Regions from separate parts of the Homo sapiens genome. Here regions 2 and 3 are each linked to region 1. The links are chromatin contacts, found by Hi-C or POLR2A ChIA-PET in ENCODE. All regions are on one chromosome and are shown on one strand. Each heading gives the region's core, a stretch centred on a gene start or an enhancer-like site at or near the end of the contact. The rest is flanking DNA. Distances are from core to core; before and after follow the strand shown. Region 1 holds the start of HINFP (histone H4 transcription factor). Region 2 has its middle 30 kb from the start of DDX6. Region 3 has its middle 87 kb from the start of THY1.

Region 1 (3,779 bases), core at 301-2,800:
TGGAGATGGAGTCTTGCTCTGTCGCCCAGGCTGGAGTGCAGTGCTGTGATCTGGGCTCACTGCAACCTCCGCCTCCCAGGTTCAAGCGATTCTCGTGACTTAGCCTCCGAAGTATTATAGCTGGGACTATAAGCACGCACCACCACGCCCAGCTAATTTTTGTAGTATTAGTAGAGACGAGGTCTTGCCATGTTGGTCAGGCTGGTCCCAAACTCCTGACCTCAAGTGATCCGCCCGCCTCGGCCTCACAAAGTGCTGGGATTACAGGTGTGAGCCACCGCGACAGGCCTACCTATGCAACTTCTATTCGCCTTTCAAACCCCAAAGTCTTCTCTTTGATGACCCCCTTCCCAATTCATCCAGGTACAGCTGGCATATCCCATCTCTTGCCCACGGCATCCACACACATCTTTGCTATCAATGCAATGAAACTTGTTTCCCCTAGACTAGGAGTTTCTCAGGACAGTGGCCATCACTTATTCACTTCTCATTCTCAGATTCAGCACAGAGCTTTGCACACCCCAGGTACTCAATAAATATCAGGAGATAATCACATTCCGGGAAGCCTTCCTAAACTACCCCATCCCTGAATCTACTCTTGCTCCTTAGTTCTATGGCTGGCACAGCTGACACCATAAAACTTCAACCCTATTTTCATGTTGCCATGGTCGTTTTATGTGTTCTAGTCTCGTTTACCCAATTGGACTATAAGAAGCTTCTGAGCAGAAACCATATCACACCTGCCCGTGTCCCTACACTGTGCCGAGCACAAATATTCTAAACATACACCTGCTGTTAGACTGGTGGGTAAGTCCAAGGAGGCAAGCTAGCTGGCGATACAGAATGATCTGAAACCTAGGCAAAACTCCCTGACGCTCTCTGACTGTCCTCCTGTCTTCTTTAATTTCTCTTTCTGTGTCTCTTGTTTCTACTCTGAGGAGATAGGGGCATGATCTTCACTCTACCCTCTTAACACTTAAGAGGGCATATACTGTAACGCAAGACAATGAATGAACTGTGGTATTCAAGAAAAAAAGGGTCCTAAACGCCTAAGAACTCATAATTTGGCCAAAAAGATAAGACTGATACGTGAAGACAACGACCGAAACAAAGTACCCGATGAGGGAGACCAGGACAGAGAGACACCTCCGCGGTCAGGCGAAAAGGAAGTCTCCCCTAAGCAGTGGGGCCCGCACCACGCCTCGAAGGACAGGTAGAATTTGGACAGAAGGAAGGAGACCGTCCCGTTGGGCAAAACCTCTCCACTCGCAGTCCCGCAGGCTTCCCGGAATCCTTCACGCTAAGGCGTGGCGGCGACCGAGTCTCAGCCGCAGCGAAGCCCCTAGACTAGAAAGCAGGGAGGTTCCAGTCGGGGTGAGGGGACCGGACCAGGGCAGACCAGCGTGGCCAAGCGGCAAGAATACTCGCCGAGGTGGCTCGGGAAGAGCTTGGCCTCCTGCAGCCCCTGCAGAGCACATACCCCAGCTTACCGTCTGTCGGCTCCAGGTCTCTTCAGCTCTTCTCCCACCTCAGACCATCTCCGGAGAGGCGCTTGAGGGACGGTCAAGGAAAGCCAATCGTCGTTCTCGGATCCGACTGACAGCCAATGGTAGCTGTGTCTGGCGGAACCCGTGCGCACCAAAACACGGAAGGGGCGGGAACAGTGGGTGGGGCTAGGCGTCCCGGGCGGACAGAGGGGCGACAGGATACGTGCAAAAGGTAGCACGTGACCGCGCCTCGCTGCTCAGGGCAACGCAAAGGCGGGGAGCCTATGGGCCTGAGTTCCCCTAACTGCGCAGGCTCGGCCTCCGGGACCCAACGGGCATGCGCAGGGCTCGCGCCTGGTGCGCAGTGGGGTCTCCCTCACGTGGTTCTTCGCTTTAGTTGGCTGGTTGCGTGGGCCTCGCGGAGAAAAAGGCGTGGGATGCTGCCCAGCGCTGTCGGCCCCGCTCGGCTCAGATTGAAGGTTCTACCCTTTCCTTCAGCCTCTTAGTCTTATTATGTTTTAAATGTTGGTATTATATGTTTCTCTTTCCCCCCAAAACTCGGCTTCCCTTCATCCACTCGTTCAGGTCAGAAAGCTGGCAGTCATCACTGATTCCTCTCACTTCTCACATCCAATCCATTGCCAAGTTCTGTGGATTCTACCTCCTTTTAAAACAGGATATTTCAAATTTATCCCCTTTTGTTTATCTTCACCGCCTCCCCCACCTCCCCTGTCCAGTGATGACCTCCAGGCAGGATTTATACATTAGTCTAATGGGTCCCGCTGCGTGCACACTTGCTTCCTTCCAAAGCATTCTCCACTTTGCAAAAAGCAGACCTGATCAAGTTACCATCTGCTTCAGACAATTCAAAGGCATTCTATTGCTTTCAGGGCAAAGCTCCAAAACCATACTGAGGTTTTCTAGACCCTTCAGCATCTGGGCTCTCCCTGTCTACTTTTTTTTAGTCCTTCTCGACCATATTTCTTGCTCTCCAGTCGCAAATTTCTTTCACCTTTTCCACCACACCAAGCCACCTTTTACCTCTCAAGCCTTGAACTTGTTTTCTTTACCTGGAATAATCCCTTTCTCCTCCTCCCACATTTATTTGACTGACTCCTACTAATTTTTATGGTCTCAGTGTAGATGCTTCTTTTTCCAAAAAGTCTTCCTGATAGTCCTTTCTTGTATTTAACAATACAGCTCAGTCACATTGTATTTGTCTGTTTACTCTCAGTCTGCATTCTTCACTAGACTAGTTCTTCACCTTTATAACTCCATCAGTGGGCCGGGTGTCGTGGCTCACGCCTGTGATCCCAGCACTTTGGGAGGCCGAGGCGAGTGGATCACATGAGGTCAGGAGCTCAAGACCAGCCTGGCCAACATGGGGAAACCCCGTCTCTACTAAAAATACAAAAACTAGCTGGGCATCGTGGCGGGCGCCTATAATCTCAGCTACTCGGGAGGCTGAGGCAGGAGAATCGCTTGAACCCAGGAGGCACAGGTTGCAGTGAGCTGAGATGGCACCACTGCACACCAGCCTGGGCAACAGAGCAAGACTCTGTCTCAAAACAAAACAAAAAACAAAATAAAACAAAAAACCCATCACTCACTTAGCCCAGTGGCTGAAACTCAGTAAGGGTTCAAGACATACTTGTTAAATAATATACCTTAATAAAGTTGGTTAAGACTGATATTTTATTGCATTGTAGTTTTCTGTATCTTCTAATCTAAAAATAAACCTATATAATTTGTACAATCAGAAAACACATTAAATGTTCAATATATATAAAATAAAATTTAAAATGCCATTAAGATAGTAAAGTCATACTTGTGCATAAATTTTGGTTTTAACAACAGTGAGTTATAACTTGGTCCCTATTTTAAAATAGGGTTTTGCAGGGCGCGGTGGCTCATGCCTGTAATCCCAGCACTTTGGGAGGCCGAGGCGGGCGGATCATGAGGTCAGGAATTCGAAACCAGCCTGGCCAACATGGCGAAACCCCATCTCTACAAAAAATACAAAAATTAGCCAGGTGTGGTGGTGGGTGCCTGTAGTGCCAGCTACTCAGGAGGCTGAGGCAGGAAAATCGCTTGAACCTGAGAGGCAGAGGTTGCAGTGAGCCAAGATCACTCCACTGCACTCCAGCCCGGGCAACAGAGAGAGACTCTGTCTCAAAAAAAAAAAAAAAGCGTTTTAAAAAATGTAATTCAAAAGTAACAAAATATATCTTACCAACTTTATTCATTCAAAAATGCATATAGTAGTACTTCATGAAATGCCATCCTCATTTT
Region 2 (4,169 bases), core at 1,335-3,834, 300 kb after region 1:
CACGTGTCTTTTAGCCCAATATATTTCCTCTTTTGTGAACTGTTCAACTTCATTTATCTTTCAGCTGGGTCCTTGATCAATTTTGACTACTTTCCTTGGACCCTACCTTTCCTATCACTTCCCAACTCTTAACACATGGGAGTAATTCACTCAGAACATAAAGAAAGGAGCTTTCTAAATAATGAGAATATTTAAAAATATATAGACATCTGAAAAGGGACTTTTCTTCAGAAAGTGTAGAGATGAACAAATGGGGTCAGAGGAAATCTACCACCTCTGACAGGAATATTAGCCCTCTCTGACCTGCTCCAGCAGCCAGAAAAGTTGACAAATGTAGCCCTTCCTGGGCAAAGCACTTGAGAATTTCTGTATTTAAAAATCTCCAATTCTGGCTGGGCACGGTGGCTCACACCTGTAATCCCAGCACTTTGGGAGGCCAAGACAGGAAGATTACTTGTGTCCAGGAATTCAAGACCAGTCTGGACAACATGGCAAAGCCCTGTCTCTACAAAATATAAAAATATTAGCCGAGCATACTGGTGCATACCTGTGGTCCCAGCTACTCAGGAGGCTGAGGTAGGAGGATCGCTTGAGCCCAGGAGGTTGATGCTACAGTGAGCTGTGACTGTGCCACAGCACTCAGTCTGGGCAGCAGTGAGACCTTGTCACACACACACACACACACACACACACACACACACACACACAAACACAAAAAAACCCCTCTGAGTTCAAGTTCCCCATGTCTTACATATAATCTTGAATATCAGCTCCTCAGGATGATGATAAAGATCTAAGCGGTCTTGTATTTGGAAAAGACAAGAGAAGGAGGGGCCACTGTAAACGGGGAATGAGAAGCCATTATCTATTTATGTCCAAGGCTAAATTGATTGACTGATTTTTCATGTCATGAGTTTATTCACAAACATATCTAGTATGCTACATGAGTTCAAGAGTTTGATCCATTTTTCAAAGGGATTGCATCTCTTGAAACACTCTTCATGTCTGTTCAATGGATAAACTAAAACATTCTTATTTCTTAAGCAGTTGGTGTTTTACTTTAAAGAAGGGTGCCGCAGATCCCGATCCCAGTACAAAGTCATCATAATTAGTAACTGCCACGTGTTTTTCATTGAAAATGGCAAATTCTTCCCTGGGCCCTCCGCATAGTGGCTCCTGCAGACCACAGATGTTGTCAACCATCTAATGCTCCGTCCCCACATGGAGCTCTTGGAAGCTCCACCAAAGTTGCAGAGACCCAAGCCAGAAGCAATGGCGGCACCAAACCCACTTGTTCATACCAAGTCCTCCTTTGCTCAGGACCTTGTTCCCCTGTGTCTGAAAGAGTAAATGTAAACGGTATTAACACAGGTATGGGGTAGATATGAACAAGGACTAGCCAACTTTCAGGAGTTTGAACTTCTACACAGACAATTGTAAAGATCTATGTAGGACTCCTCAGTTATTTTGTAGGAAGAAATTGATAATTCCTTGATAATTGATAATGCCTTTTTTTTTTTTTGAGATGGAGTCCCACTCTGTTGCCCAGGCTGGAGGGCAGTGGCACGATCTCGGCTCCCTGCAACCTCTGCCTCCTGGGTTCAAGCAATTCTCCTGCCTCAGCCTCCCGAGTAGCTGGGAATACAGGTGCGTGCCACCACACCCGGCTAATTTTTTGTATTTTTAGTAGAGACGGAGTTTCACCACGTTGGCCAGGCTGGTCTTGAACTCCTGACCTTGGATGATTCACCTGCCTCAGCCTCCTAAAGGGCTGGGGTTACAGGCATGAGCCACTGCGCCTGGCCAATATCCTCTATCTTTAATAAGCATGTCCAAGCAAGAATGGGATGGCTAACTAATCTGAATTCCAGCCAGTCCATGGAAGGTGATGTAAGGTGAAAAAATATGATTTCACAGGGCCAGGCATCATCACATCACCGAGCTACTTGTGAATTAGATAAGCCTATTCGCATGAGGGGACTCTGAGCATGAGTGGGAATCCCACAAAAGTCAAGCTACAAGGTTGAAGGTAGAGGGGGAATACCAAACCGGAACCTGACATTTCATACTGCTTCCCTGACAGGTCCTTTCAAAGAAACAAGAACTGAAATGCAGGCTTAACTGGCATGCAAAACAGGCAGCTATTTCAGTCTGAATCATGAGCAGGGGCCACAGTGGGCTATCTGAAACTGAGGGGCAAAGGAAATCTGCACACCAAGGCCTGAGCTGCTTATGACAAATAATTGAAACTGTCCAGGCAACTGGTCCATTCCAAGCATTAGCTGTGCTGGGAGCTGAGCCATGAAGCAGAATTTTAGATTTTCTTTCTTGCTAGAGCCGTGCAACAATGATCCTTCCCCTCCACCCCTCCCCTCTTCCCCAATATTCCTGCATTCCCCTTGCCTGTCACAGGACTGCGGGGCAGTGGCCTCTTAGCATGGCTTTCCTTTGACTGCGGTGTTGCCACGTCACCTGGTGCTCGGCCCCTCCCCCGCCCTGGCACAGGGTCATAACAGCCTGCAGTGTTGCCAAGGAGCTGGCACCGTCCAGACCCAGTGCACAGGGATGGGCCTGAGATGGCCGGCCACGTCATCTGTCACCCAGGGTGTTTATGCACCCTGCAGTCCAGCAATGCCAGGATCTGCCAAGAATCTTCAGGTTTATTATGCTTTCTTTGGCCTTCAAGAACTGGATGGCTGGCCAGGCGCGGTGGCTCATGCCTGTAATCGCAGCACTTTGGGAGGCCGAGATGGGTGGATCACAAGTTCAGGAGTTTGAGACCAGCCTGGCCAATATAGTGAAACCCTGTCTCTACTAAAAAAACCACAAAAATTAGCCGGGTGTGGTAGTGGGCGCCTGTAGTCCCAGCTACTCAGGAGACTGAGGCAGGAGAATCGCTTGAACCCAGGAGGCGGAGGTTGCAGTGAGCTGAGATCGCGCCATTCTACTCCAGCCTGGGCAACAGAGTGAGACTCCATCTCAAAATAAAATAAAATAAATAAATAAAATAAAAAGCCTGGATGGCTATCATTAAAACAAGTCACAGAAAGCTCTGATGGAAATAATTTTCAGACTTCCCTCTTGAAATATACCTTTTCTGCCTTTTTCCTGCCAATTCATTTTCCTCTCTCCCTCATCTCCCCTTCTGAAAAGGCTTCCTTCACCCTAAGACCTACTCACGCAGGCTCCTAGTCCTCTGTTCCGTACATCAGAAAGGAAGTTTTCTTTCAAGGCCCAGCCGCCTCCTAATCAGGGAAGCTGAAGGAGTGCTTAGAGAAGGTAAATACATTGTGATATTATCTTAAGTTATATAAATGTCTTCGGTACCTAGTCGGCACCAAATGTATTTAGCTTAATTGAAATCAGATGCAAAAATACATGTCCTTGAGAGCCAAAGAAAATTTAATTTTTAAATTATTTATGCACACATAATTCTTAAAATCTCAGGCTCTAGACAGACCTAAGTTTAAATTGAGGCTTTAACAATTACTGGTTGTGACCTTTAACAACTCACCTCATTTCTCTGAACTGCCTCATTTATAAAATGAAGATTATAATAACAAGCCCCTTAGGGCTTTGAGAGGATTAAATGTGATACTCTATGTAAATGAGCCATTTATTCACACTTGTAAACAGTTAAGCCACATGCATCATTCTGAGTGTGTGTACATATTCTTTCATAAATTATCTCTTTTTTTTTTTTTTTTTTGAGACAGGGTCTCGCTCTGTCGCCCAGGCTAATCACAGCTTACTGTAGCCTTGACTTCTCAGGCTCAAGAAATCATCCCGCTTCAGCCTCATGAATAGCTGGGAAGTGCAGGTGCATGACACCATGCATGGCTAAATTTTTTATTTTTAATGGAAATGAGGTCTCACCATGTTGCCCAGGCTGGTCTCAAACTCCTGGCCTCAAGTGATCCTCCCAACTCGGCCTCCCAAAGTGCTGGGATTACAGGCTTGAGCCACCGTGCTTGGCCTATGTCTACTGTTTGACCAGGATCTCTATAAGGGCAGTGCCAGGCTGACTGTCTGAGGGAGTGGGGTTGTCCAGCCTATTGATCCTCCATGTATAATCCCAAGAGAGCTCCAATATAGTCTCATGGTATTTGGGGTAGACTCAGGAGAAAGGCCTGGATCATTGAATTTGAGACACAGCATAATGAACCAAC
Region 3 (3,878 bases), core at 290-2,789, 390 kb before region 1:
GGTCACAGGACATGCCACGTGCTCAGCAGAGTCTGCTCAACAGAGACCTTGGGCAGAAGGGAAGCTCTGCCTCTCTTCCCTCTGCCCAAGGTCTCTTTCCATCCAAGTCCCTAGGGTGGCTGGCAGCTGGCTTCACACCTCCCTGACCAACTCCTTCATGCTCTGCGATGCTAACTGGCTGTGGGTCACCTATTCTTGGAGCATTTCTATCCTAAACAGGGTCCTTTAGACACAGGGCTGCCTTGAAAGGAAAGCCCGTCCCTGATGCATCTCAGACTCACATGCACCCATAGGAGGGCATTTGAGAACGGGCAGGGGGCCATCCTTTATTAGCCCCTCAGCATCAGCCAGATGCCAGTCTTGCCTTGGGGTTGGGGCCATCACACACACGAGCAAGCAGTGGTCCGGGTAGCTGTCGGGGGGTACTCAGAGACAAAACACCGAATATCCAAAACTCAAAGTGGCTCCGATCTTATGGAGCTCTGGAAACCTGCAGGTAGGGCAGAATTCAGGGCTGGTGTTGTCTGGAAGCCTGGCCCTGTTTCCCTGTGACGTGTGTGTGTGTGTGTGCATGTGTGTGTGTGCATGTGTGTGTGTGTGTGTATGTACGCTATCTATGACTAGATCAGAGATGGCTGGGGCAGTTAAGGGCCTTAGACTCACCCACAACAACATTCCGAGAAAACTAGATTAGAGCAACCTTCAAAAACTCTTTCAAAAGCGTAAAGATGTCTTCCTCCATCCCACCCCCAAAAATACCTGCTTGCATCTTATTGGCCCACTCTTGACCAATCGTTGGTAAGGAGAGAGGATTACTTTAGACCAAGCAGGTGGTTCAGGAGCTGGGATAAGACCAACTCCTTCCCTGAGACACACACCCTGAGGAGGGGTGCCAGAACAACAATAGGGTCTGTCAGGAAGGAGGAAATTCAGACTGGACACTGGGCTAAACAACATCCACCGTAGTAACAGTGGAGAAAGTGTGTAGAGATTGCTGAAATCAATATATGTTTTAATCATCAGCCATGTGTGCTTCAACCTTCCCCACTTGAGCTGGGTCAATTTCTTTTCACCCAATTCCAAGAGCCAGGCCTTTGCCCATTCGTCAAAGAGTAGAGAATCAGACCAATGGCCCAGATCACAGACTGGGTGGCAAGACTGGTCCAAATTAAGCTCAAAGAGCTGTCCAGAGGCCTCAAATCTTTCCTGGGATATCTGTAAGTAAAAGGACTGCTTGTCCAAGCCCCCTGATCATCACCACCCTCTCTGCCATTTATTCATTCATTCATTCGACATGTTATTCTGACTGTCTACCTTGTTCCAGGCATAGCTGAGTGCTGGAGGGTCACTGGTGAAAAAATAGACACATTTTCTGTTCTGTGGACTTTCCATCCTTGTAATGGACTTTATCATGTTTGTAGTCATTGGCTTGGCTGCCAGCATCCTTGCTACGTTCAGGAGTTTCCAGTCTTATGAGTCACACCTTCTGAAAGCAGAAAGCAGAAACTGGGTTACCCAGCCTCCATTGCAGCTGGAGCACAGCAGATGTCTCTGACTCCACCCATTGGCTTCACTCCCCAGAGACTCCTCTCTAGAAGGGAGGAGTTTGGGGAAGGAGACCATACCCAGAACCCATCATGCTGACAAGGGTGGTAAGAATGTGTCCAGCTTTGGGGGTTAGAAACGGTAGCAAGATTAAGTTCCTGGCCTGGAAGTGCAGTCAGTGGGGAGTGACAGTGGCAGCTGAAGCTGGTGAGGCAGCAGCAGCTGTGGTTTCCCCATCCATCTAGTTCTGTATGTCGTGGGCATCGTGCCTGGAAGCGTAGTCTTAAGTCTGGTTCTCCAGCCCTCCCTAACACTATTGATTACATGAGACACCCCATATTCTTCTAATAAATTCCTTTTCTGCTTAGCTGGTCTGAATCGGCTTCTATTGCCTAAAGCTATGAACCCTAGATGTCTCATTTCTTTTGGGCTTCTATAACAAAATACCATAGACTGGGTGGCTTATAAACAACAAAAATTTATTTCTCACAGTCCTGGACGCTGGGAAGGCCAAGACTGGGGCACAGCAGATTCAGTCTCTGGTGAGAGCCCTCTTTCATGTCCACAGACAGCACCTTCTAGCTGTGTCCTCACATTTTAGCAGGGGCAGAGCTCTCTGAGGACTCTTTCAAAAGGCACTAATGCCAATCACAAGGGCTCCACCCTCATGACCTAATCACCCTTCAAATACCATCATTTCCAAATACCATCACTTTGGGGGCCAAGATTTCAACGTAAGAATCTTGAGGGGAAACATTCAGACCATAGCACTGACTGCTGCAGAAGTGTGCCCCACCCTTGATGAGAATGACTCATTCTGAAGACTCACCCTGGGTGGCCCCTTGCCTGAATTCCCTCAAGCCCAGGCATTTTGCTCATTCCTCTTCCCCCCCACCCCCACCCCTTTTGGAGATATGGGGTCTCGCTCTATCACCCAGGCTGGAGTGCCATGGTGCGATCATAGCTCACTGCAGCCTCAAACTCCTGGGCTCAAGCATTCCTACCACCTCAGCCTCCCGAGTACCTGGGGCTAGAGGCACACGACACCACATCTGGCTTTTTGTGTGTGTAGAGACAGGGTCTCACTATGTTGCCCAGGCTGGTCTTGAACTCGAGCAATCCTCCATCATTAGCCTCTGAAAATGCCAGAATTACAGGCATGAGCCATCATGCCCAGCCTCATGCCTCGATCATGGCAGTGTGAACAGAGGCATAAACCTCTGTGTGAGTCTCCACCATCCCTCCACACTCCACACACACACACACACACACACACACACACACACACACACCTCTGAGCTCTCTGAGACCTGGGACCATGTCTCTTTCATTGGTAAATCCTCAAGTCTCCCCCTCCCCCTCCCCCTCCCTCTCCTTCTCCCTCTACCCACGGTCTCCCTCTCATGCGGAGCCGAAGCTGGACTGTACTGCTGCCATCTCGGCTCACTGCAACCTCCCTGCCTGATTCTCCTGCCTCAGTCTGCCGAATGCCTGCGATTGCAGGCACGCGCCGCCACGCCTGACTGGTTTGGGTGGAGACGGGGTTTTGCTGTGTTGGCCGGGCCGGTCTCCAGCCCCTAACCGCGAGTGATCCGCCAACCTCGGCCTCCCGAGGTGCCGGGATTGCAGACGGAGTCTGGTTCACTCAGTGCTCAATGGTGCCCAGGCTGGAGTGCAGTGGCGTGATCTCGGCTCACTACAACCTACACCTCCCAGCCGCCTGCCTTGGCCTCCCAAAGTGCCGAGATTGCAGCCTCTGCCTGGCCACCACCCCGTCTGGGAAGTGAGGAGTGTCTCTGCCTGGCCGCCCATCGTCTGGGATGTGAGGAGCCCCTCTGCCTGGCTGCCCAGTCTGGAAAGTGAGGAGCGTCTCCGCCCGGCCGCCATCCCATCTAGGAAGTGAGGAGCGCCTCTTCCCAGCCGCCATCACATCTAGGAAGTGAGGAGCGTCTCTGCCCGGCCGCCCATCGTCTGAGATGTGGGGAGCGCCTCTGCCCCACCGCCCCATCTGGGATGTGAGGAGCGCCTCTGCCCGGCCGAGACCCCGTCTGGGAGGTGAGGAGCGTCTCTGCCCGGCCGCCCCGTCTGAGAAGTGAGGAGCCCCTCCGCCCGGCAGCTGCCCCGTCTGAGAGGTGAGGAGCCTCTCCGCCCGGCAGCCACCCCATCTGGGAAGTGAGGAGCGTCTCTGCCCGGCAGCCACCCCGTCCGGGAGGGAGGTGGGGTGGGGTCAGCCCCCCGCCCGGCCAGCCGCCCCGTCCGGGAGGTGAGGGGCGCCTCTGCCCGGCCGCCCCTACTGGGAAGTGAGGAGCCCCTCAGCCCGGCCAGCCACCCCA

What was found. Hi-C counts contacts between places; a loop is a spot of excess contacts on that map. ChIA-PET counts read pairs that join two places held with the same protein, here RNA polymerase II (POLR2A). Pooled maps may share reads with other maps.
Region 2: a pooled map shows a loop between it and region 1 (4-fold over the local background). The contact joins the enhancer-like site here to the promoter of HINFP in region 1. A Hi-C loop is called at or near these places in 2 of 50 pooled maps. POLR2A ChIA-PET finds 5 or more read pairs at or near these places in 2 of 52 experiments (Caco-2 and activated B cell).
Region 3: a pooled map shows a loop between it and region 1 (4-fold over the local background). The contact joins the enhancer-like site here to the promoter of HINFP in region 1. A Hi-C loop is called at or near these places in 1 of 50 pooled maps. POLR2A ChIA-PET finds 5 or more read pairs at or near these places in 3 of 52 experiments (A673, GM12878 and activated T-cell).

The regions. Positions count from the first base shown.
Region 1 is chr11:119,119,351-119,123,129 of GRCh38, reverse strand. HINFP (histone H4 transcription factor) reads right to left here and starts at 1,550. Exons shown (of 10, transcript NM_198971.3): 1 at 1,491-1,550. RefSeq lists a silencer at 1,537-1,816.
Region 2 is chr11:118,818,951-118,823,119 of GRCh38, reverse strand. It overlaps the pseudogene COX7CP3. Among named protein-coding and RNA genes, the nearest start is that of DDX6, 30 kb to the right of the region's middle. RefSeq lists an enhancer at 1,980-2,059. Within about 2 kb of position 2,584, at least 22 of the 41 ENCODE cell types and tissues checked have a DNase peak (open chromatin) inside an H3K27ac peak, as active enhancers do.
Region 3 is chr11:119,507,917-119,511,794 of GRCh38, reverse strand. No RefSeq gene overlaps it. Among named protein-coding and RNA genes, the nearest start is that of THY1, 87 kb to the right of the region's middle. RefSeq lists silencers at 438-627, 1,291-1,380. Within about 2 kb of position 1,539, at least 2 of the 41 ENCODE cell types and tissues checked have a DNase peak (open chromatin) inside an H3K27ac peak, as active enhancers do.